Regions from separate parts of the Mus musculus genome. Here all the other regions are linked to region 4. Evidence: chromatin loops called from intact Hi-C (ENCODE). Cell type or tissue: gastrocnemius. All regions are shown on one strand. Region 1 overlaps Cmya5 (cardiomyopathy associated 5). Region 2 has its middle 39 kb from the start of Gm41019. Region 3 has its middle 3.0 kb from the start of Gm41019. Region 4 has its middle 3.5 kb from the start of Gm31630.

Region 1 (5,000 bases), 260 kb after region 4:
ATGGCAGTCTCTACATGGTCCATCCTTTCATCTCAGCTCCAAACTTTGTCTCTGTAACTCCTTCCATGGGTGTTTTGTTCCCAATTCTAAGGAGGGGCATAGTGTCCACACTTCAGTCTTCATTTTTCTTGAGTTTCATGTGTTTAGCAAATTGTATCTTATATCTTGGGAATCCTAGGTTTTGGGCTAATATCCACTTATCAGTGAGTACATATTGTGTGAGTTCCTTTGTGAATGTCACACTCTTTTAATAGTTGATGTTTTTAAGGAGTCTGGGACTCCTGAGGACAAGGGTTAGGAGGAGGTTGTTGTTTTCTGCAGCTTCCTGAGGAGCCTGGTGCACTCCTGGCAGCTAGAAAGATGGGGTGCAATTGTAAGGCTATAGATAGGGCCCACTTACTGCCAAGCCTCATCTTTCCCTTCCTCTGTCCCAGGACCATGCCCTAGGTGACAGGTACGTGCTATCCCAGCTCTGGGAGACTGAGGGAGAAGAATTTCTGTGAGTTTGAGGCTAGCCTGGGCTACATGAGTTCTAGGTCAGTCTGAGCTAAAGTATGAGACCCTATGTCAAATAAAAGTATGTGGAGAGCAGATCTGAGAGGAGTTAGGGGAGGAGTGGGGAGCAAATATGATAAATATATATTGTAGAAATATATGAAATTCTCAAAGAAATTAATAAAAATATTTTTAAAAATATTTCAAAAGAAAAAGCTAGATTGAAAAACTTAAAAATTTACCACCTTATACTTAACATTGAAGAAAGTATCAGAATTGTGTGGCTATTATGGTAAATGCCCACAGTGTGTATCATGTGACCCTGTATGGCACATAGAGAAGTGTTTGGTGTTGCTAGCTTTGACCTTTTGAAACCCAAGTGTGCTGGGTTGCTTAATGTCTATTTTTAAACGCAAGATTGACTCTCTTCATTACACACTAAGAAACTTAATACAGCAAAGGTGCTGGCCAGAGTTAGCAACAACTTGCCAGGCATTTTATGCTTTTGCTTTAAAAAAAAATAAAAATAAATTGAAATAATCATTTATTCGGGCTAGAGGGGAGGACTCATCAGTTGAGAACACGTGTTGTTCTTGCAGAGGACATGAGTTTGGTTCCTAGCACCCATGTTGGATGGTTTACAAACACCTGTAACTCCAGGGGAATCAGACACTGTCTTCTGGCCCACATACATGTATGAATAGCCACAAGCAGAGAAATACATATACGCATAAATTTTTTAAATTTATAAAAAAATAAATGTTAAAATAGTAAACTTATGCTCCAATAAAAAGAAGTTGGAAAAGAAGAACAGGTATCACTGAAGGCAAGCACTGACTCTGTCATAGGACATGCTAGCATCCTCGCTTACGCCCTGCAAGCTATCTGGAATTATGTAAATTACTCAATAGTTTTACCTTCTGTTTTCTCTCTCACAAAATCAGGGTGAAAGCAATGCCTATCTCATTGAGGTATTGTCTTATTTTTAAAAACAAACCATTCCATATAATGAGTGACAGTGTTCAGAATGAGTGATGGACTCCCTGAGCGAGTGTTGATTGTCCTTCTCTTCCCTGGGCCTCTGTCACTGGTCCCAAGTATAAGAGGGTCAGGCAGATGACATCAAAGTGTCCCTCTAGGGCAAGTGCCATCAGCAGCCAGGCTGTCCTGCCAAGTACATGACAGAGCAGTCACTGATTTTGCTGTGGATGGAGGGAGAAGGGTTGACAGGAGACCCAGAGACTGAAAGAAAACCACTAGGAGGTCCAAGCCAGACCCCTACCTCAGCTCCCTAGGACCCACCTCACAGTGCAGTAACTTCAGTGACAGACACCCTACTCCATAGGTTAGAGTAGATATATTAGAAACTTTACTTACAAAAAAAAAAAATTAGACAGATGGGATGGCACAGAATGATGAGTGACTTTTAGCATGTTGAGTTTTCCTGAAGAAAAGTACATCGTATGAAGGAAACATGGGAGGTCCACAGGGAGTGGCTTAGAGACTGATGTTGGTAGATAGAGAGTGGAGACTAATCTTCCCATATAGGTTGGACTTTCCGGATCAGGTGCAGGGTTTTCTGAACTGGGGACATTCCAGAGAGAATTCTTCCCTGAGCAAAAAACAAAGGCTATACCTATCCTTCCTGGGTCTAGGGGCAGCTTTGGGACAAGCCACAGAAGGCAGAGATGCTCACTGCAGATGACATAACTGAACAGTTCCTTAGTTCTTGTCACCGTGCCCTCCAGGCTATTGTATTTCTAAAGTCATTGAGCACTGTCAATCTCTGGTCAACAACTGGCAATAGTCTACCTGATCCAAGTTCAATGCCCCAATGATATTTGCTTCCTGAAGAAGTTCAACATGTTCACATTCGCTCGCTCACTGACTCACGTATGCATTCACTTAGACAACCAGCAAACGTGCTCAGCTCCCTGGGCATCCTGAGTGATTACGGACGGCATCAGAACATTTACAGCAGCAGTTGGCAGCACAGCAAGTGCCGGGAATGGAACCAGCCCTCATCACAGGTGGCTACAGAGCCATTCAGGTCTGTAGTGAGGGAAGGGCACCTGAGATGTGCTCTAAAATAAAATGTACCCAGAGTTTCAAGACACAGTGCAAGACAATGTAATCTAATGACTATGTTTTACAAATAGTACCTTGATTATTGAATTAAAAAATTATTAGATGATAAATTATTATCATCTGTTTCTTTGTATAAATTTAATGGCCACTTAAAGTGTTAAAATTAGTGCTAGGCAGTGGTAATACACGCCTTTAATCCCAGCATTCAGGAGTCAGAGGCAAGCTGAACTCTTGAGTTTGACACCAGCCTAGTCTACAGTGAGTTCCAGGACAACTAGAGCTGCACAGAGAAACCCCATCTCAAAAAGAAAGGAAGGAAGGAAGAAAGGAAGGAAGGAAGGAAGGAGGGAGGGAGGGAGGGAGGGAAGGAGGGAAGGAGGGAAGGAGAGAGACAGACAGAGAAACAAACAAAGTTAAATTATCTATGTGGTTGACATTATATTTCTATTGGCTAACACTGGAATGACAAAAGATTCTTTTTCTGTGTGAATCACACCCAGTCTCTTGCATCTGACTCTAAGTTTGCTTGACATGGAAGGGTGATCTGGTTCTAATATCTGAGTAGTACCATATTTTCCCTAAGCCCACGCTTAGAACAGCCAGGGAACATAATTTTGTTGTTGCTTCTCTCTCAGTATGTCCTACACTTTAGTAGATTTGCTGTTTTCAAGGGGAAAAATTAATTACAATTCTTGCATTATTCCTCTCTATTCAAGGTGTCACCAAGGGCATGTGACAGCCAGTCAGTCAACACTTCAGCAGCTCCTAGCTTTCTGGTTCCAAGGGCCTCTGTTTTCTCCTCTCTCCTCCCTCAGCCTCTGGCATCTGAGGCAGCCAGGCGCCCCTCCCACCCCAGCACTACTTTCCACTGACCTCAGAAGAGAGCTAGCTCAAATAACACACTTGTCAGAACACCTTGGTAAGCAAACCAGTGAAAGACACCACACAGTTGGCAAGTGACTTAGAGTGCCCTGGATTGATAGCAACCACCTTCATTTTCCACCCTCATCTCCCACCAGATTGCCTCCCTGCAATGATGAGTTACAATGGAATGCCATTAGGACATTTACTGCTATCAGCCCAGATTGGCGTGTTATTTACACAGATCCTGCCAGTGCTGTAATGAAGGTGATTTGGAAGTTTTAGGAACCGTTCTAAAACCCTCCATGTTTCCATAGGGAAAATCAACCTTGACTCCATGGAGGCTGCCGTAAAACAGAAACATTGTTAAGGTTCCTGAATAGTGGAAAAGGCCTCATACAGAAACCAACAAAAACAAAAGAAAACTAAGTATCTCTCAACACATCTCTCTGCATCCAGGGCACTGTGGGTTTTAAACATTTACAACAGTTCTTGCACCTCTTACGTGTTCTAAAAGCTTACCCAAGTGACAATGTTGAATGGACTGATGTTTATAGCCTTTAAAGAAGTGTTCCAATCACTACTTCTAAAAAAAATTGTTTTGTTTTGACTCCTGAATGGCACGGTATGATAGACAGAACACAGCTTTTTGAGTTTACTAGGAATAAAATCTAAGCCCTGATCACAGCCTGTGAGGCCTTACCTGGGGTCTACAACCCAGATATATTGGGGGAGTGTGGTGGGGAGGGGTTAGTAGGGGTGTATGCCAGGAGAAACATAAGTCAGTGTTGGTGTCTTCCTTAATGGCATCTTCTATATTAAAGCATAATGTTCCACTTGATCCCAGAGCTCAGATTTGACTAGTCTAGCCAGCTTGCCCCAGGGATTCCCTGTCTCATCCTGAGTACTGTAATACAGACAGGCCATGTGTGTACAGGCAGGCATGCTGGAGATCCCAGTCCATTCCTCACTTTCACGGCAGGCATGAGCTTTACCTGCTGAGCCCGCTCCCCAGCCCCAGATCTGCAGCCTGGGTTTCTTGCACTCACCCTTGTCAGCCTCACCCCACCCCACCCCACTCACTCCACTCCAGCAGCCTGAGTTCCCTGTGTTCCTTCCCACCCCAGTGCCTTTACACCTGCTCTGCCACTTGCAGGAGACACATTTCTTCAGCCTCTGCTCAAATATGGCTCGGCAGAGCCTTCTTCAGCATCCTATTCCAAATGGCAGCACCTTTATCCTGCTATAGTTATCTCCACAGAACTTGCACCCATCTGGGACATTATATATATTATCCATTTGCTCATCTCCAGACTGGGAAGGCAGGTTCAGGAGGTAGCACTCTGCTTTCCACTCACTGCATTTGTCTGTCATCTTTTGGGCCTAGGAAGTACCTGGCATGCTGAGTATCCAACAAGTATCTGCAGATGGAACAGAGTAGTGAGCAGTCTAAGTTCTACCAATGGAAAGTGGTTCCACTTTTAAAACTGTCTCTTGCCACTAGGCTTCTGAGTCTCTAAGATGCTTGGCTGCCCACAGATGTTCCCAGGGCCTCT
Region 2 (5,000 bases), 88 kb after region 4:
GAAAAGCAATTTATGTGTGTGCAGTGAGAGCTCTGCTTGCCAAGTGGCAGCCAGAGCTGGGATGTTCTCCCTGGGCAGCCACGAGGGACCTGAATCTAGACTACTGGTTAGAAGGATCTAGAAGCTCACTGCCATCAGTTACAGAGAACCCAGTGTTGGTTTCCATACAAGCATGCCAGATTATTGGGCTGGTCCAGCCTGGAGTCTACCTAGGCTTCTAGTCAGGAGTTGGCCCTACCAACATGAGACAGTAGAATCTTCTTCTGCCTTCTTATTGCCACCATAAGGGTAAAAATTTATTAGGGGGAGGAAAACAAAATCTTGTAGGTAAAATAAAATAAAATAAAATAAAATAAATGATTCTACTAACAATTCCTTATTCCTGAAACACTCTGCTTTCTATCAAAAATGGTCTGGAATTTTTAAAGGAAGGGCATTGAAGGTTTGACATTTCTTCCTCCTGAGGAGGAGGGGAATGTGCTGGTCTGCCCTGAGTCCCTGCCCCTTCCTTCATCTTCATCTTTCTTTGTCAGCTAATTCTTTCAGCATCCCTGAGCGATGTCATCCAGGCCTGTAGCACACAGGAGAACAGAGCAGGCTGGCTCCAAGGGAAGGGGAACATGGGAAACGACTGGGCAGAAGCATCCTAGAACATGCAGCAATAGAAAGTGGGTCAAATGGTTGCTGAGATACCTTATTTCATAGGTGGCCACCAGAGGAGCATGTTCCCAAGGAAAAGGCTGCCTTTGCATCCTAGTCACACTCAGTGGCCAGGAGCTGCCCACAGGAAGCATGACCCTAGTACAGAGGCAGTAATGGATCATGGAGCACAATAGCTGGACCATTTGTCAATTAAGTTCCTTGTTCACAGTACTTGTCAGTACTTGGTCCCTGAAAGAGAAGTTTCAATAGACCTTCATTGAAGGAAAATGAATGAATGAATGACTAATCACTGGTACTAGTGGGACAGCTGAAATGGCATGGCAATCTCAAGTGTCAAGAAATAAACCTTTGAAATAGATCGTTCTAGAAATAAGCTTTACTTTCAAGTCTAGCTAGACTTTCAGAGTGAGCTTTTAAGACCCTCAGAGGGAAGTGTTTCAAGTCAGGGCAATGTCCCTGAGTCAGAGTGGCTAGAAGTTGACTATCATGAGAGACGTGGGCACAGAGGGAGCCTGAGGAAGCTTATGTTCTAGCTGTGGGCACATGCCACCCATGCATGCTATTGGCTATTTCTCCAAGTCTACCCAATTGTGAACTGTCTCACCATCGTCCATGGGTGACGGAAGGAGAGGGGAGGACTAGTCTAACAGTGGTAATTGTCTTACTGTGCTTTAGAAAGTACAGAGGTCCAGAGAAGACAGTTAGTGAGAGCTATCTAACGAGTAGGGAGGGGATCTAAACCATGGGATCTCATCCACATAACTTCTCGTCAAGAGTGCAGTGGACACTGGACAGCCATACTCTGAAATGACCAGTTAGTTCCAGCTAATATTCTTCACTGGGGAAAATGTAGGCAGCTTTGTAGTTTGAAGCACAGTGTCCCAACAGAATCTGTCGATCCACTCAGGATGCTTAGAACCATGGCCCTCAAGATGTCTAAAATGCCTGAGCCAAGTTGGCCAAGACCTTAGGAAACATTACATGCAGCTGAGAACAATGTGTGTTGGCAGAGCCTGTTGTGTTCTTTGTGTACAGCTCAGTTCAGTCTCAGAGAACCATTGACAAGCTGGGGCCTCTGTCTGGAGACAACAGAAGTATCAAAAACACCTAGGGACGAGTGTGTAATCCTGAATCCCTGAAGTTTCATCCAGTCACATTGGACTGAGTACCAGTATCAAAGGACCTGGGTTCAAAGCCAGACTCACCAAGTCAGTTCATGCATGTCCTTGAGCTGTTGGCTGAGCTATAAGCTTTTCATCTGTAACATGATCTTGGGAAGCTTTCTCCCTACCTGTTATGAAGATTTCAGGTATCACGTTCCAAAGAGCCCAGTATCAGGTACACGGGTATTCAGCTGATAACATCTATTATTACAATTACTACTGTTAAAGTAGCATTGTTATTGTTAGCAGACAATGTAAATTAGACTTGACTTTGACATTTACTGTTTTGTGTTAGCCAGATTATTTAGCCCCTCTGGACCTCATTTTTCTTATACTGAAATTGGAGAAAATATTACTTAATCTGGCATGGTATTACACGAATCAGAGGTAATCTCAGAAAGCGCCTAATGATGAGCCTGGATCAAAGTGGTCCTCAGTAAAGGCCATCTATGATTAAAGCAAGCAAGAACAATTATTGATGTTGGTTCCTATAAATCAATTTTGTCTAAGCATCACAAGCCCTTTGAATTATTCTTTGGGGGATAAAGTCTCTTTGAAATCTGGTTGCTTTATTCCTGAGGACCCTGTGGGTTGTGGAGGCTGAGGCTGGCTGGAGCCTCCTTCACACTCCCCTTCCTTGGGATCCCCCTCTCTCTCTGCACTTTCCAGGGAGACATTTCCCAGCCAGCCTCAGGTCCCCTGAGGAGAGCTGGAGCAACAGGCCACTGTTCTTTAAGCTGCTGCTGAATTTTCAGACCATGAGACTCTGGTCTCTTCACTCTGGGCTGGCCCATCCCCAAGAAGAAAGCATGCCAGGAGGTGGAGGAGGTTATAAAACCATTTTGTATCCATCCTGTTTTTAATTGATTTCACAGCAGGGGAAGAAAAATCGGAATCTTTCCCTTGTAACCTTTCCATGAGGGAGGCCTTCACTGGTCAGGAAACCCAGCTGGGGAGAGCTGGGCTCCAAATATGTGCTCTCAGTTTTCTTCCCCAGTCTGTAAACCCCTCTGTGAGAGTCATGATGCATGCCAATGGTTTTCAAGGGTTCTCTGGGGAACTGCTTTGCACACTAGCTCTTGGCAGAGGAAGCCTTGCCTCTGTCCCCACCTGAGCCAGTCTGGTCTCCATCTAATGACTGATTATGCCACGGGTCTGCCAGGGCACCCAGTGCCTTAGATCTGGATTCTGTTCCTTTTTGGCTCAAGCCCACAATGACTGCCCTGTAGGAACCCAAAGTCTCTGAAGAGTTTTGTGGATTTCTGGGTGGGGGCAGAGATAATTACCTTTGGTCTCAAATTTTCTACATTTTGGTACAGGAACTTGGCCCACAATATGGTGTGTGGAGTCTTTAGTGTGGAGTAAGAGGTTGGAAAGAGATGCCATGTGACTCACCACAGAGAAAACAATGGAAACATGCATGCTTGATTCTGTTCTTAAAAGATGGTTCCATCATCCAGCCTCGAGTGAGGGAATGGATGGGTTCTCTGCATTTACTAACTACATGCTAATATTAACATTACCTCTAGAAAAAGAGTTGAGTTATGGGGACCCCGGGCACACACACTGTGACTGTGTATCACCCAATCCTCTTGAATTTTGCACTATTTTACATATATAATTATATTACACATATGTCCAATATATTACCATATCCTCTTTAATTCATCTAAATTGTCTTCTCGAACCCTCTTTCTGCTTAGCCAATCCTTTAAGGGCTAATTTCAAAAAGTCCTAGCTACTTGGGAGGTTGAAAGACTAAGTACCTTTCTCATCTGAGCCCAGAGGTTTAGACTAACATGGGCAACACAACACATATTCTGTCTAGAAGAAGGAGGAGGAGGAGGAGGAGCAGGAGGAGGAGGAGGAGGAGGAGGAGAGGAAGAAGAAGAAGAAGAAGAAGAAGAAGAAGAAGAAGAAGAAGAAGAAGAAGAAGAAGAAGAAGAAGAAGAAGAAGAAGAAGAGGAGGAGGAGGAGGAAGAGGAGGAGGAGGAGGAGGAGGAGGAGGAGGAGGAGGAAGCTATTATTGTTGTTTTGTCTTCTTTTTCCTAATTACTCAAGCCTCTATAGTCCCCTTTGTCCTATGTGACAGAATTTCCCGTCAGTTTTGCTCAGTTGGAACCACTCACAAAGTATCTCCCTATAGCTGTTTGCTGAAAGTAGCATTTGTCACTTCCTCATGGGTGAAAACTCACAGCACGTTGCCCAAAGAGAAAATGAGAAATAAGGTCACATGGGACAAGTCTAGGAAAAGGTACAGCTAACACAGAATGTCCTTTAGAACTGAGTCAAGCCCTTCCTTCATTCTTGCTGCTCCATGACCAGTGGGAATTCCAGCTGTGAGAACTGCTTATCAATGAGCCCATTACTGTCTCGCCTCTTCTCTGTTGGTAAAAGCGCTTGGGTCTCTTCCTGGAGATGCATGTCGGACCATTAAAAATGATAGGAACACGTAACTCTGTGGACCACTGTGAGCTAGGTGCCTGAGACCAAGACTTGGAACAGCTCATTTTCTTCACTTAAAGCACACTAAGGAAAAGGAAACAAAAACCATGAAGTATATATTCTTGTCCGGACTTTGGTCTGAAGACATTTGAGGAAAAGAAATAGGGGGAAATCTTCAAGGAGATACAGTGTTGGCACAGAAGGAAAGGGTGAGATCCCTGAGAACAAAAGACCCTCATTAAGAAGTCAGCTTCCAGGAGATTCCAGGATACTCCTCCCCTCTCTTTTTGACAACGAAACCCTGTTCTGCCACTGAGGTACCCCACCATATGCCTTGGAAGAGACTGGGAGGCCTCAGTTCCAGAAGACGCTCTGAAACAGTAGTTCTTAGCCTTCCTAATGCTGTGACCCTTTAATATGGTTCCTCATGTTGTGGTGACCCCAACCATAAAATTATTTTTGTGGTTATTTCATTACTGTAATTTTGCTACTGTTACAAATCATACTATAAATGTCTGTATGTTCTTATCCATTTTCTGATGGTCTTAGGTTACCCCTGTGAAAGAATTGTTCAACCCCCACAAGGATCAAATGTAGGAAGTCCATCCCTAAGGGACAAAGATTGTACTTCTTCTATAGACACTCCTCTGTCACCAGCTCCTCAATCTGGGAGCTCTGCCTTCCAACTAAAACCTGATGTCTGTGTCCCCAGACTAAAATGAAGGTTCC
Region 3 (5,000 bases), 120 kb after region 4:
CCCTCCAGGGTCCAACTAGGGTTCATGTTCCAGTTGCTGCCCTTGAAGATACCAAGAGGTCCCATCTTCCCCATTAGCAGTAGAGATGGCTTTTTAAAAGGTGAGCTAATGGCTTGCAGAAAGCTTTTTATAACTCAGAGGTTAAAACAGGGAGGCTGCGGCTCCTTTCACAGTTAACCGGAGAGTTCTTGACCAGCACTCGTTCCCCAAGCTGGCTTGAGTTTGGGGTTCACTATACCCAGTTTCTTTACTGCTTTGTGCATCTTCCAAAGCTCTCCTTCCACTCTGAGCTGCTGGGCTCCTGCCTCTACAGCGACATTTTCTTCCCTTCCTCTCTCCCTTCCCGCCTTCTCAGCTGTCAGAACCTGACTCAGCCGGAGCTGTGTGGGAACAGCATGGAGTGAATCACCGAGCAGTGATTCTGAAGGGGACCTGATTACCCCCTAGTCCGCCAGGCACATCTTGTTCCTGCCTAGCTGACCATTTTCATGGAAGCTATTTTTTGTGTATGAGACCGTTACTCCTGGACTCCAGGCAGAGTATAAAAAGCAGAGCGATAGCTCATGGGGTAGTTGGTCAGAATCATATTTCCCAGGGCACTGACCGGGATTTTGACAAGACACAGCTGGCTGAGGGAGTATGCTGGAAAACTTAGCCCTGGGGTGAGGAAGAAGAGGAGGAGGGCCCTTTAAATAGCAGGTGGCTTCACTGTTTCTATAAATGAGATGGTACGTTTCCACTGAGCGCTGATTACAAAGATGGTCTTTTATTAGACAGCTGTACCAACCCATAGGCCAGCCCTTGAGGCTCTATCAGGGAAAATTTCCCTGCGGCTCATAAACATGCTTGGATGCACATCTCTGTTCAGTGCCAGGGCTGTTTGTTACTGATTTCTGCCTGTGGATTCTGCGCAGGCCACAAATGAGGGGCCTGTCAGGGATGGAGGGAGAGTCATGGGCCAGAGCCTTGTTTCAAACACTGCCAGACTTAGTTATCCTCTCCATTTGTGTATTTATCTTAGAGCAGGTTGTCCTCTAAGACACTGTTGAGACACTGAAGAGAAACACAAGTGCTCTGTCCTAAGAGAGAGAGAGGAGAGGGGAAAAGGAGGTGGAGGAGGCCTTCAAAGCCCTGTAGATCTCTCCGTGAAGGAATGCTGAACGCACCTTTAATCAACTCAGAACTCCCCCTTGAAAATGCAGAATGATGTGGGTGGCGTGTGAGCTGTGCATCACCCCTGGGTGAACTGCCTGCTTTGCAGTAACTTTGCTCTTAGGAAACTGAGATTCGTGGCCCATGGCTCCTTAGAGTGATCCAACCCATTGGACAACATTCCTGAAAACACAGTGGTCTGCGTGGTTGTGAAGTCAACCTTGGTCGGTCAAAACCTCCCTGGCCATGTCTCCACACCCCTCCACTGTTGTCTCTTAATTTGACACAAATCATAGCAGCTAATACCAAGAATCTACTTGATTTTTATCATATTGTCTAACACCTTAGATTTTTTTAAGCTTTATTTTATATCACTTAGATGTACAATAAACTAGAGCATGCACACAGCCCTAAGTTCAACCTACAAAATGTAAAATAAACTTTATTTAACTTATAATTATTGTTGCTACTGTTGTTATTGTGGGGGGAGGCATATGCATACCACAGTGTGAGTGTAGAGGTCAAAGGATAAGTTTGTAGAGTTGATTTTCTTCTCCCATCTTTACATGTGTTTGGGGATTGAACTCAGGTTAGCAGTCTTAAGCAGCAAACACCTCTAACCAATAAGAGCCATCTTGCTGGCTCTAATTCTAACAACTCTGTGAAATGCATTGTATTTTCAAACCAAGCGACCAAGACTCACTCACAGAGTCACTGGTGGAAAGTGGTATGGCCAGAAGTTAATCCCAAGTGGATGAATTATGCTGGCACGGCCAAGTCTATTCCCCAGTCCTCCCTTGTCCATGCTAAGCCCTTCTGTGAGACAATAGTAGAGGCCACTACTCAAGAAGTAGCTACAAAATAAAGGACTGGTCCACACACACTATACTAATTCAGTTCTTAGCTTTCACAGTTGCTGGGGGGGAGGGTTACTGGATCTTAGACACTGAAGCAAATAAATCAGCTAGATGCTCCAAGTAAAGAGTCCTCAATTATAAAACCTCCCTCCTCCTCCTCCTCACAGGACAGTAGGTTGGCAGGAAACCCACATGTTCCAGAAGCAGGAGACACAGCATCTTGTGGTGTGTCCACCCCCAAGTGGGAACAGAAGGCAAGCACATTCACTTCCCAGATGGCCGCGTTGGAAAAGGGGGCTGGCTAGACCCCAAGCCCTTTCCTGACCTGCTCTTGGCTTGGGATACTGGGGTGGAGGCTGGTCCTCTGAGAAATGCATTTGCCCTTTGCTTGCAAAACATCTATGAGTGATTGATGGACTTGTCCCAGGGTAGAAAGGAATGGCATTGAAATGGAGCCACTTTAAGACAAAGATTTCACTGTTTCAGGAAGCTTCAGCTACCTAGACTTACAACAGGATCAAAAGAGATCAGATTGTGACGGCTGTGGCAGGGACCTGAGGCAGGCCAAGAAAGGAGCCTCGGTCACAGTCACTTGTAATAAGATGAGAAATGCACTCACACAGAACTGTGACCTCTGTTTTCTTCACTGGCTAAAAATCAAGTAGATCCAGCTCCCAATAGGGACCATAACTCTTTCTCAATTGATTATGCCTTGGGAAATGAATTGGAGGCTTCTAGTCTGCAGATGGGAAGGTCACACAGACCTTGTTGACCCAGTACACACAGGTGGCTCAGGACAGTGCCCAGCTTAGAATCATCAAGAAGCTGGCCTTGTATACACAATTATTTCATGTCTTTGGGGGCTTTAATTTTCTTATAAAGGGTAGACATGGAACTTTTACAGGCAGTGGCATTATGTAGACTAAATCCTGTAAGCACCCAATAACATGTAAAGTGTTATTTCCTCAAGGTTAGAATAACACAATAGAAAGGGGCTTTTCTGAGTTTATGTCTTTGCTCTGCCACTTACTAGTTGTGCAACCTTGGAGAAGAATCATCGGAATACCCACTTCACAGAGTTCTTGTGAAGACTGATGGGATAATTCATGGGGAATTACCTTCCTATAAAAGGGCTCCGTAGCATTTGCTTCTATCCATTTACCTGTGATACACTGAGAGTCTATCTCTTTGTCTCAGTTAAAGGCAGGGTACCTACAAATGACCCCCATGGGCTCAAGATTGCCTGGATCAGACTGGTAGAGACAGTAGAGACAGCACCCATGCCTCCACCTCTTAGGTACCTGCCTAGCCTATTGGGACACCTCGCATTTAGCCTCTGTCTTCTCAGCTTCTGAGATCTCAGGATTCCAGAAGTGCGATCCTGCTTAGCCCCCCTCCCCTGGCCTGTCTTGTTCTATTACTGCTGGCATCCTGGTGGGACAATTTCACGGGGAGCTGGAACCAGTGCATTAGAGTAAGAAATCTAAAGAGATGCCATTTCTACCTAATCTGCTTTCTCCCCATGGGTCGATTTGACTGCACTTTTACTTTGGAATAAAAAGAACCTAGAAACCAGATAAGCAAACACCTTATTATCAAGAACCATCTGCAGAAAGTTTCATGCAGTGTCTCCAAGGTCAAAGCTATGCTCTACCTCATACCCAGAACAACAGGCAGGCAGGCTCGATAAGGGATCGTGAGGCCCTGAGACACAGAAGCAAGAGCATTCATTCCAACTGGATCTGCAAGTTCTCTGTGAACCCGAAATCTTCAAGGGAAGTTCATGAGTGTATTTAACAGAAACATCTAAGATCACTTGGAGTCAGTTGGGGAGGGAGGGAGTGCAGAAAAAAATTCAACAGCAACCCTGAGCCTTGTTCTTGGCTCTTTCCTTCTCTCTGATCCCAGATTTTCATTTTTTAAGAGTGCCATCTGTTCTTCCTGACTTTCTTGTCAAAGGAAATCATTTTGATTTTCGAAACTGTATGTTTTCTCTCTTTCATGTTCCTAGGCTGGTTCTTCCGGCTGCATACGTGGGGGATGGCAGTGTTAAGAGGCCAGTTTCTGCCATTAACTTAAAGAGACTAACTCCCACCAAGGTAGGCTGAGCCCCTGGGTTGCTGAGCCAATTGTACAGAATTGTAAGATGGCAGTGGGATTTTCTTTAGATTGCTGGAGACCTAGGTAAGGTGATGAAAATGTTCTGTCTGTGGAGTCCAAGGCAATAGCCAGGGGTACTTCAAGTGAGAAACTACATTTTAAATTTTAATTCATTTCTATTAACTTACCCCCTACTCTAAATGTAAATATACAGATCGTTAACTATATGACACAGTTTACAGGACTATGTGTGAATGCAGATTCAGGGAGTTGAGACAAGCCAAGCTCCTACCTACAGCAGGCTCACACCCACTCCGCCACCTTTTCTGACCCTTTCCTCGTAGATGATCCTTCCACAAACTACTACAACTAACTGGACATTTCAGAAAGCAGTTTCCTCTAGCACATGGCCACATCAATTTCTTTTCTAAAAGTGATTATATCTTCCAGCTACTGTGTGGGCTTTCAAATATTCTAGAATATGTGATACCAAAGCCCCATTCTTTCATTTGAATGTTATCTGCAAACCATGAAGCTTTTTCTTGAGAAGAAATGTGAGTCCAACCTTAGGTCAGAAAGAAAGAATACTGCAATCCATTAGTAATGTCTGCTGAGGTTGTGGGCAGGGGTGAAATGGCAATACTGGTTCTCATTTTGGCCAACTCATTATTGATCTTTGTAACTTTGCTTCAAGAACTATTGAACTAAATTATGTCACTTACCAAATGTATTTTACAGCAGTCACCTCCTGTTTTTGTTCTCCTTTCCCAATATCTGTAATGTCCTAAGTCTCTTGACAAGATAAAACTAAAATATATAAGTATTTTATAAACACCTTAGTTTTTCGTTGGACAAGGGCTGAGGTAAGGCAGTGAAATTTTATTAAGAAAA
Region 4 (5,000 bases):
TGCCCTTGTATTTGGAGCATAGATATTCAGAATTGAGATTTCCTCTTGGAGGATTTTACCTTTGATGAGAATGATGTGCCCCTTCTTGTCTTTTTTGATGACTTTAGGTTGGAAGTCAATCTTATCAGATATTAGGATGGCTACTCCAGCTTGTTTCTTCATACCATTTGCTTGGAAAATTGTTTTCCAGCCTTTCATTCTGAGGTAGTGTCTATCTTTTTCTCTGAGATGAGTTTCCTGTAAGCAACAAAATGTTGGGTCTTGTTTGTGTAGCCAGTTTGTTAGTCTATGTCTTTTTATTGGGGAGTTGAGACCATTGATATTAAGAGATATTAAGGAAAAGTAATTCTTGCTTCCTGTTATTTTTGTTGTTAAAGTTGGCATTCTGTTCTTGTGGCTCTCTTCTTTTAGGTTTGTTGAGGGATTACCTTCTTGTTTTTTCTAGGGCGTTGTTCCCGTTCTTGTATTGGTTTTTTTTTCTGTTATTATCCTTTGAAGGGCTGGATTTGTGGAGAGATAATGTGTGAATTTGGTTTTGTCGTGGAATACTTTGGTTTCTCCATCTATGGTAATTGAGAGTTTGGCTGGGTATAGTAGCCTGGGCTGGAATTTGTGTTCTCTTAGTGTCTGTATAACATCTGTCCAGGCTCTTCTGGCTTTCATAGTCTCTGGTGAAAAATCTGGTGTAATTCTGATAGGCTTGCCTTTATATGTTACTTGACCTTTTCCCTTACTGCTTTTAGTATTCTATCTTTATTTAGTGCATTTGTTGTTCTGATTATTATGTGTCGGGAGGAATTTCTTTTCTGGTCCAGTCTATTTGGAGTTCTGTAGGCTTCTTGTATGTTCATAGGCATCTCTTTCTTTAGATTTGGGAAGTTTTCTTCAATAATTTTGTTGAAGATGTTTGCTGGTCCTTTGAGTTGAAAATCTTCATTCTCATCCACTCCTATTATCTGTAGGTTTGGTCTTCTCATTGTGTCCTGGATTTCCTGGATATTTTGATTTAGGATCTTTTTGCATTTTCCATTTTCTTTGATTGTTGTGCCGATGTTCTCTATGGAAACTTCTGCACCTGAGATTCTCTCTTCCATCTCTTGTATTCTGTTGCTGATGCTCAAATCTATGGTTCCAGATTTCTTTCCTAGGGTTTCTATCTCCAGTGTTGCCTCACTTTGAGTTTTCTTTATTGTGTCTAATTCCCTTTTTAGGTCTAGTATGGTTTTGTTCATTTCCATCACCTGTTTGTTGTTTTTTCTGTAAGGACTTCTACCTGTTTGATTGTGTTTTCCTGTTTTTCTTTAAGGACTTGTAACTCTTTAGCAGTGTTCTCCTGTATTTCTTTAAGTGAGTTATTAAAGTCCTTTTTGATGTCCTCTACCATCATCATGAGACATGCTTTTAAATCTGGGTCTAGGTTTTCGGGTGTGTTGGGGTGCCCTGGACTGGGCGAAGTGGGAGTGCTGGGTTCTGATGATGGTGAGTGGTCTTGGTTCCTGTTAGTAAGATTCCTACGTTTACCTTTCGCCATCTGGTAATCTCTGGAGTTAGTAGTTATAGTTGACTCTGTTTAGAGATTGTTCTTCTGGTGATTCTGTTACCGTCTATCAGCAGACCTGGGAGACAGATTCTCTCCTCTGAGTTTCAGTGCTCAGAGCACTCTCTGCTGGCAAGCTCTCTTACACAGAAGGTGTGCAGATATCTTGTGTTTGGACCTACTCCTGGCTGAAGAAGAAGGACCAAAACAGGACCTTTCTCAGAAGCTGTGTTGCTTTGGCAGGTCCCAGAAGCTGTCAGCTTCTGTGGTGCAGACTCTCACCTGTGCAGACTAAATTCCTAAGTTCGGCGGAGTCCCGGAACCAAGATGGCACCCGCTGCTCCTGAGGCTGAGGCCGCCTCCTGAGCCAGGCAGACACCTGTCCTCTGGTCCGGATGGTGGCCGGCTGTCTGCGGCCCGCAAAGGGTGCTGCCTCAGTGGCTCTGTGCCTCCGCCTGTCCCAGAAGCTGTCCGGTTCTGTGGCGCACCCTCTCACCTGTTCAGACTAATTTCCTAAGTTCTGTGGAGTCCCGGAACCAAGATGAATATCAGCTTTCTAACAAGAAGATCCAAGCAAGGCCAGCTTCAAAGTAATTGATCACTGGTGAATGTTCACGAATGACATAGCATGTGCCCTTCCCAGCCTTGAGCAGGCTGAGAAGACCTTGAGTGTTTGCCACAGTGGATCTCATCAACCTGGGTGGAGTCATCTGCCTTGGTTGCACACACAGCTTCCTATGGGAACTTAGAAGAATAGACTGAGCTTACTTTGCAATGTAATGACGGCTAACGAGCACTGTTTCTAATGATCTCACCTACAGCATGCATAGCCTGGTGCTTCACCACAGGCCCTGGAGGAGGAAACACACTGGGGGGCTCCAAAGTTGGGTTTCAAATGTGTTACTTGACGGTCTGTGATGGCCACTTGAATGTCAGAGTTGAAAATGTGGAAAAAAGTAGACATAAGGAACATTTATTTTTAAAAGTGCCTTTTCAACTTGAGGACAGCTAGCAAGCCACTGAGTTAGCATTCTATGTGTGTTTATGACCCGTCAAGAACGGCCAGAAAGTGACGTGTGAGCAAGAAGAAAACAATGTGGCCTGCTGTTCATCTCTCAGAGCATCCAACTGCTGAAGGTCACTCTGCAATCAAAATAGATTTTCCCTCATCAGTAGCCATATGTCAGGAAGTGGAAACAGGCCACACCATGTCTGTTAAACAACTGCACACGAGAGCCAGTGTGTAGTCACTTTTTTTTTCCAGTTTATTTTCAACAGTGTGAGTGTTCCTGAGAAACCTCTGTGCAACTGGGTCTGGTACTTTAATCAGAATTTCAGTGTAGTTTCAGTCCTGGTCACATCTCTACCCCTCCTGTTTCTCGGTAACAGTCTCTCCCTCCCGAGTCTGATTTCTGCTCCCCCAGCTGAGTGCGTAGTCAATTTAATATATGCTGGGGGGGGGGGGGTGAGGCTCCTCAACAGAGGCATTTCCAAGATTAGGTATTGTCTAAACAGTAAGGCAGACCCTGTGCCAGAACACCCAGGCGGGCGACAGAAAGGGTCCGCAGTGTTAATTAGGTCTGTCCGGAAGGAGTCTGCTTCCCAGCCTCTTGAGGGCTATCCAGTCTCCTGAAGATGATGTGCCGGATCCCTCCGAGGTGGAAGGGCCTGGAAAAACTGAGCAGTGTTTACCAAATGCTTTCCATTTAAAACTCTTTGATGAATGGTTATTGAAATGGGGTGGGTGGGGAGGGGGAGACACACTGAATACTTTTGTGGTCACAGCTAGAGGCCTATTCTTGGGCCCAGGACAGAAGGTCCAGACATAAAGTGTGAACAAAGCCCTTCCCTCCTCACTGGATTAGCACAAGGGGTGCGTGCAGAGGCAGGTGAGGAAGGCCGTAAATCCCAGTCCACAAACAGAAAGTTTAAGAATCTCTCCATTTTCTTATAACAACTTAATTTCCACTGCCAAGCTCTTGTTTCTTCTTGTTGGCAGAAGAAATACAGAAAATGAAAAATGTGTCACCTCAGTGTTCCTGGGCTCCAGGAAGTTGTTGATGTCAGAGGCCAGCCAAGGCCTTTGCAGGAAGCCCACCTGGCCCTGGCTCCTTGGCCCACATCATTTATCTCTGTGGCAGCCTCCCTTGGACTGGACCCTCAGGCCCAGCCACCTCCAAGTCTGTCTGCCAAGTGCCCTGGGGTAATGTGTACTGAAATCACTCTCCTTGGAAGCAGGGCTGGCTCTCAGCTCCTAGAACCCACAAATCCATCTCCCTGTCTCCTCTCCACTACCTCCTGCCAGACAAACAGGCTCTCTGTGGAGTTTGAGAAATTGCTTCTTTGGATCCCTTAAATGATAAATAAAAAGAATCCTCTTAGAACTAAGGCCTCTGCTCCTGAAGGTGGGAGGGGAAGTTTTAATTTTGTGTTTTGTCTACACAGTTCCTGAGAAGCCAAGGACCCAGTCATCTACAGACTTCTTAAGGTGGGGCAGGGGGAGGGAAAGAAAACACGGTGAGATGGATACGATGATAAAAGATACATTTTTGGGACAAGGGAGCACACAATCACATCTCCCAGTGCTGTAAAGGAAAACCACACTTCAACCCTCTATCCACATGTTCTGATTTCTGTGGGCCCAGGAGCCCATGGCTTCCCAGACAGACAAGGATACCAAATTACCAGGAAGGACTGGAACCCTGGGAGTTTTAAAAAAAAAAAAAAGAAAGAAAGAAACACCTCCTTAGGAGAAAGAGCCCTTGGTACACTGACTCATAGAGGCACCATAAAGACAGGCACTGAGTGCAGTGAGCATCTGAACAAAATTTTCTGTGACCTTCCTCCTGAGTCTCTCTATGGTGTCAGGGAGACAAGGCCAATGGTGTACCTCCCAGAGCAAGGATGGAGAGATCTGCATTTCCTCAACCCACCTCTACCACACAGGAAAATGAAATAGAAGAGCAGGTCACAGAGGTAGAGCTCCTGCTGTCCTTGCACCTCTGGGTAGAGACCTGAATTAGGAACACTGGAGGCCATGAAGAAGCAGCCAGAGGGAGAAATGACCTAAGATATACCAGAAGCCAAAGGCAGTTTAATGTCACACTGACGTTTTGGCTGACCTTTAAAAACTACTACATGGCATGGCTGACCAAGGAGAGCAGAGAAAGAGAAATCCAGGCAGTAGCCTGAGCTGTGCACATTGTACTTCCCTGCCTCCTGCTCGGACGTTCACATGGAATGGAAGACGTCCGCATACAGGAAGGAGATGGAGATGGGGCTGGGCAAAGGGACTGATTATTTTAGCAGAATATCATCAAACTATTGAAGAACAGTAGGCAGAAGGAGCTAGACAGGGGTTTCCACGTGTCCCTCCCATCACTGCGGCACAGAGACGGGTCAGATTTTAGTCCATACACCATACTGGAATAAGGAGAGCCTGGGGTCCCGGGGAACCTGGGTT

The links. A loop is a pair of places that touch in the nucleus more often than their neighbours do. Peaks named below come from ENCODE experiments on the same cell type or tissue, not always from the same donor. Only the 100,000 strongest peaks of a DNase experiment are listed, where the experiment ranks them.
Region 1: a loop joins it to region 4, with 4 times the contacts of the local background. A loop is called at or near these places in 2 of 42 quality-filtered maps.
Region 2: it touches region 4 in a loop (1.8-fold over the local background); 2 of 42 quality-filtered maps call a loop at or near these places.
Region 3: a loop joins it to region 4, with 3 times the contacts of the local background. A loop is called at or near these places in 2 of 42 quality-filtered maps.

Annotation. Positions count from the first base shown.
Region 1 is chr13:93,134,829-93,139,828 of GRCm38, forward strand. All of the region lies in intron 1 of Cmya5 (cardiomyopathy associated 5), which reads right to left. Among named protein-coding and RNA genes, the nearest start is that of Cmya5, 7.4 kb to the right of the region's middle. In gastrocnemius, no CTCF peak of the experiment used is centred here; a DNase peak (open chromatin) is centred at 2,483; H3K4me3 peaks cover 4,236 bases; H3K27ac peaks cover 4,914 bases.
Region 2 is chr13:92,964,635-92,969,634 of GRCm38, forward strand. No RefSeq gene overlaps it. Among named protein-coding and RNA genes, the nearest start is that of Gm41019, 39 kb to the right of the region's middle. In gastrocnemius, no CTCF peak of the experiment used is centred here; a DNase peak (open chromatin) is centred at 2,613; H3K27ac peaks cover 1,625 bases.
Region 3 is chr13:93,000,349-93,005,348 of GRCm38, forward strand. No RefSeq gene overlaps it. Among named protein-coding and RNA genes, the nearest start is that of Gm41019, 3.0 kb to the right of the region's middle. In gastrocnemius, a CTCF peak has its summit at 2,275; DNase peaks (open chromatin) are centred at 843 and 2,292; H3K4me3 peaks cover 1,026 bases; H3K27ac peaks cover 4,241 bases.
Region 4 is chr13:92,877,051-92,882,050 of GRCm38, forward strand. No RefSeq gene overlaps it. Among named protein-coding and RNA genes, the nearest start is that of Gm31630, 3.5 kb to the right of the region's middle. In gastrocnemius, no CTCF peak of the experiment used is centred here; DNase peaks (open chromatin) are centred at 3,084 and 3,693; H3K27ac peaks cover 3,093 bases.